Regions from separate parts of the Homo sapiens genome. Here region 1 is linked to region 2. The links are chromatin loops, found by intact Hi-C in ENCODE. Cell type or tissue: ascending aorta. All regions are shown on one strand.

Region 1 (2,500 bases), 170 kb after region 2:
AGCATGTCTATGTAAGGTGTTAGAATGATCCCATGTGGAGTTTGCTCTATGGGACTAGTCCCTTTGAGGCCTGCAGGCTGTATATAAGATCACTGTAAATGGGGTGAAGAGGAGGAACTGCTGTGTACGAGTTCTGGAAAGCATTAGGTACAGAGAGCCTGGGAGTGTCGGGGGGGGAGGGGAACACAAGACTTTGAGAAGAATAGGATATTTGAGTGCTTTGAGTTAATGAGTACCCCAATAAGGATATTTGCATTTTAAAAGAAGAGCTTGGGGAAGTCAAAGTCTATACCAAGGCATTGCTAATAGTTGATTTTCAGGTTTTAATGAGGAGCAGTACTGGGGGACTACAGGGTGGGGAAGAGGATAAATGTCAACACAGTCTGACTATGCATGAGGCCTGCCTAGCATATCCTGCCATAGAAACCAGGGCATAAAAGGCATCCCAATGCAAAGCATCATAGGTCTACTCCAGCCCACTTGGTCCAGCTCTGTGGGAATACTCTGTGAGATGGGCAGAGAGTGGCATTTTTCCAGAAGGATTTTAAGTGGCAGAGTCCCTGGTGATGGTTCAGCTGTGGGAGAGAAGGCCTGGAAAGAAAACCAACCAGGATCAGTTACTCAGTGGAGGTAGGAAACAGGCCAACACTTGGCCTAAAAAGTAGAGCTTCCAATTTGAAATATTAACTGGTCTAGCCCCCAAATCCAAGCAATGTTAACATGTGTCAACAATAAACACAAGCAAAGGCCCAACTACTAACAGTGTAAAAGACATCAGGCAGTGGAACAAATGTAAAGCAGGCAACTGATTTAAGGAAAAAAGTGTAATATCTAAATCATGCAGCTAGTAAATGGAATGTCTGTATGACTACAGATCTACCATGCTGCCTTTCTAGACAAAATGAAAATAGCTCCTGGGCCCCTACATTCTTCAAATTCCAGCACTCCTAAGTCACCGTGGACACAGTACAAATTTCTTCCACCTACGTCATTCATTCCTAAAAGAATTGGATGTGGGGAGGAGTTAAAAGTTTTGGTGACCCAGAGAAGGGTCTCTACACAGATGCTAACCCTACTAAGGGCAGAGACCAGCTTTCAAAGTCAGTTCATTCTTTTGAACAGCAAAAGTCACTTGGTTATACTGTAAATAGAGTTTCAGAAGGTATAAGGGACTACTAAATCTATGAATCTGAAGTAAAGGTCTCAAGGTTGCTTTTCAATCACTCCTCCTAATCCTAACTTATTTGCCTTGTTTCATAGACATATAAACTGTTAGAACTGAAAGCCCCCTTAAAAGTCGGAAAATCTAACCCTCTAAACAGATAGAAAAAAACAGCTGAGGCTCAGCAATGGAAGGGACTGGACAATTGAATTATTTTGATTTGAGATAGAAGGAATGGGAGCTACCTGTAGAGTATGGCATCAATATCTGTGATAAGATTTTTGTGATATTTGTTTCTCTCTACCTGATTTCTCCAGAATTTGTAAACTATTTGTGAGTATTCTTATGGTAATATAGTTATTTGCATAAGTGCAATAAGAATCTGTTTTCATTTGTAACAGGATACAATTGGAGAAACAGATTATTTTACCAAGCTTTGACTGGAATAGTGTGCTTTCTTTTAAGAAATCAAACTTGACTTATAGAGCCAATAAAAGCCCCTTGGGCCTGGGCATGGTGGCTCATGCCTGTAATCCTAGGACTTTGGGAGGCCAAGGTCGGTGGATTACCTGAGGTCAGCAGTTCAAGACCAGCCTGTACAAAGTGGTGAAACCCCATCTCTACCGAAAATACAAAATTAGCTGAGCATGGTGGTGCAAGCCTATAATCCCAGCTACTTGGGAGGCTGAGGCAGGAGAATCACTTGAACCTGGGAAGTGGAGGCTGCAGTGAAGTGAGACCACACCATTGCACTCCATCCTGGGCAACAAGCATGAAACTATCTCAAAAATAAAAAAAAAAAAGGCCGCTTTCGAAATCTGGCCTTATACACTGTCTACACATTCCCTGTACAGTGTTCCTGATCTGTGGTAAGTAAAGAATGTCACTATCTGACAGACCCAGGAGCCCCAAGTTATCTTGAGGACAAGAATTCACCCAACTCACTGGTATATGAGTGGTGAATTGGTATCAGCCATAGATGGTACAAATTCATGGCTGGGCTCGGCTTTTAAAAAGTCTTATCTGAGATTCCTTCTATGGAACAAAGTTCCATCAAAGCAAGTCTTTAAAGCTTATATGAAAAATAATTATTCTTGGTGTACTTTATACAAATAATCTGGCCAAGTATAATAAAGCAAATCACTCCTATCATGATTTATCTTTAGTAAACATGGAAAACTGGAGAGAGAAAAATTATGTTTCCAAAACTGTAGTAAACCTGTTGTTTGATTCTGTCCTTGTTTAATGTTTTTTTTTTCAATTTTTATTGTTTTCTACAGTTTAGATGGAATTCTAATTTTTCCTGGCTACAAGTCTCCAACATAACATTTTCAACTT
Region 2 (2,500 bases):
TCTTTCCTATGATGTCAAATATTCATCATGCTCTTCCACAAACCCTTTTCCCCTCAAACAAACCCAAATGCACTCCTGATGGCAAGAGAGAAATTTTGACTAAAATTCCCTGATGGAGTTTAAAGGTAGTCTTCAAGGAAATGAGTTAAGACACCACAGACAGCAAAGCCACTGTTTAAGGACGCAGAGCTTGCTCCATGAACGCCACATAGATTAAAAATGCACACACGCATGCACACTTAAATAGAAAGCATTTCTTCATCAACAATTTCACTCAAGCAATAGGCAACTATACGCGCAGGCATTCTTAAAAGACAAGACACGACAAAAGATTTAGGGAGAGATAATATACCAACGTCATACATATCACAGCGAGGCCATGTTGAAGCTCAAAACGTTTTCCCCCCTGAGTAAGAAAGCTTGTTCTTTCTCTCTCTTTCCCTGTCTCTGTCTGTGATTTTTTTTTTTTCTCGGTGGCTCTCGGGATGAAATCAAAGCGAGAGTTCGCGACAGCTCAGGTGGCTGGACTCCATTCAGCGCGTTCCCAGGAAAAACATGAGTATGACATTGACAAGCAGGAGGACTACAATCACGGCAAAAACGACTACAGTTTGCACATCCAGGGTCATGGTGCAATGCAGAACACTGTAGTGTTCCAGGTGGGGGGCCGGCAGATTGGGAGATGTCAGTCTCTGTTCTGTCAGACTGTCCATACAGCCACCATGCTAGAAAGGAGAGGAGGAAGTAGGGTGGTTAGAGAAGGGCTGGGTTTGGCGCCCGAGTTTAGTCGGGGGAGGGGAGGGGGATGGGGACGGGGTGCTTGGTTCCCCCCTTCTCAGGATTGGGCTGATCGTTTGTCCCTAGCTGAGAAATCTTAGCTTGCGCTGAAGTCGGCAGAGTCCAGCATTCTCTCTCGGGCGCCACGGGAAAGGCAAAATCCTAGCTTTCAAAGGGAAAGGCGGGGGGAACCTGTGAGTGGTTCTCCGGCGCCTGCTCAGTCTGTCCGGGCGTGCGTCCGTCCGCCTGCCTGGCTACCGGTCAGTCTCAGTCTCCCCTACTCCCTTTACTTCGCTCGTTTTCCTAAGCTTGCTCGCTCTCTTCGCTGGGCTCCCGGCTGCCAGACACTCGTTCGATCCCTGCCTTGCTGGCCCTATCCCTCTTCTCTCCCCATCCCCCGCTCAGCCCATAGGCTGCCTTTTTATTCACCGAGCGACTGCGGGCGCTTGCGTGAGGCGCGGCCAGAGCCACTGACATACCCGCCGACCAATAACAGATGCCGCAGTAGCACGTTCGCTGCCCAGGGGCGGGACTTGCGCTGGCGTGCTAGCCGCGACCGCCAATCAGAGCCTCAAGGCTCCCAAGCAAGCTCGCTCTCCCCAGACCGGCGAGAGTCACCAGCCACCAGTTCTGGTTTGGGGGTGGGGAGCTTCTTGGGGGCGGATAGAGGGGGTATATAAGGAGATGGGGAGGAAAAGGACTGGGAAAGAGGGAGGGAAGGGACCCAATAGGATGCAAGGGGAGGAGATCACGTGAAGAGGGAGAAAAAGAAGAAAAGACGAGGAGGAAGGAGAAGAGAGGGAAGATAATGAAGAAAGAGAATTGTGGGGAAAGGCAGAAAAAAGGATGGTGAGGAGAAAGAAGGAATGGGGGAAAAACGGATAGGTAGCTGTGGAGAATGCATGTGCCTAGCAGCCACTTTGTTTGGAGCCTGGGCCAAGGAGGAAGCAAAGGTGCTTTTGGCCACTGCCTAAGAATTTACAGGCAACCCACAATTAGCTATAAAAAGCCAACAAACCAGTGTTGTGGACAGAATCACAGGGACACACGACAGAATTTCCAAAATCCAATTCTATTTGGCTTTCCCTGATACCACTGCCCTTACCTGGTCAGATTTCCTTTCTTGATTATAGATTCTTCAGACTAGGACAGTTAGCTTGCAATTTTCCAGCATTCTGGGTACTATGAAGGGAAGCCAGCATAGGGTTAAACATTCGCCATGGAAAATCCTCTACAGAACTTGCAATCTGCTTCTAATCATTGCCCTGCTCTGTGACCTGGTATCTAGAGCTAAGGAGGGAAAAGCCATGGAGTGGAGACCAGAAGGTTTCAAATTTACTCTCAGCCCTACCTCAAACTTGCTGTATGACTTTTGGGCAATTCCCTTTTCCTCTCAGGGGTCTGTCTTCTGTCTCCCTCCTGTCAATGAGGACTTAGACTTATCTGAGAATTCAGTTAAACCTCAGAACACTCACCTCAGAAAAAAACAATTTCAGTGGTTCCCTGGGCCTTCAAACCAAGGATTCCCTTATACAGGAGATCTCTCAGAGCCTTTTTGCTCTTATATTATAGGATTATATGACTGAACAGATAGGTATATACCTAAGAAAAATGAAAACATGCCAACACAAAAACTTATACATGAATGCTTATAACAGCATTATTCACAATAGCCAGAAGATGGAAACAATTCAAATGTCCAACAACTGATGAATGGGTAAAC

What was found. Hi-C counts contacts between places; a loop is a spot of excess contacts. Peaks named below come from ENCODE experiments on the same cell type or tissue, not always from the same donor. Only the 100,000 strongest peaks of a DNase experiment are listed, where the experiment ranks them.
Region 1: a loop joins it to region 2, with 3 times the contacts of the local background. A loop is called at or near these places in 5 of 110 quality-filtered maps.

The regions. Positions count from the first base shown.
Region 1 is chrX:63,921,474-63,923,973 of GRCh38, forward strand. No RefSeq gene overlaps it. Among named protein-coding and RNA genes, the nearest start is that of MIR1468, 140 kb to the left of the region's middle. In ascending aorta, no CTCF peak of the experiment used is centred here; no DNase peak of the experiment used is centred here; H3K27ac peaks cover 2,500 bases.
Region 2 is chrX:63,753,952-63,756,451 of GRCh38, forward strand. The region is part of intron 1 of ARHGEF9 (Cdc42 guanine nucleotide exchange factor 9); the gene reads right to left. LOC128031833 reads right to left here and starts at 713. Exons shown (of 1, transcript NM_001414729.1): 1 at 534-713. The coding sequence starts at 713. The coding sequence ends at 534. RefSeq lists an enhancer at 1,058-1,352 and a silencer at 1,212-1,371. In ascending aorta, no CTCF peak of the experiment used is centred here; a DNase peak (open chromatin) is centred at 1,300; H3K4me3 peaks cover 2,008 bases; H3K27ac peaks cover 2,244 bases.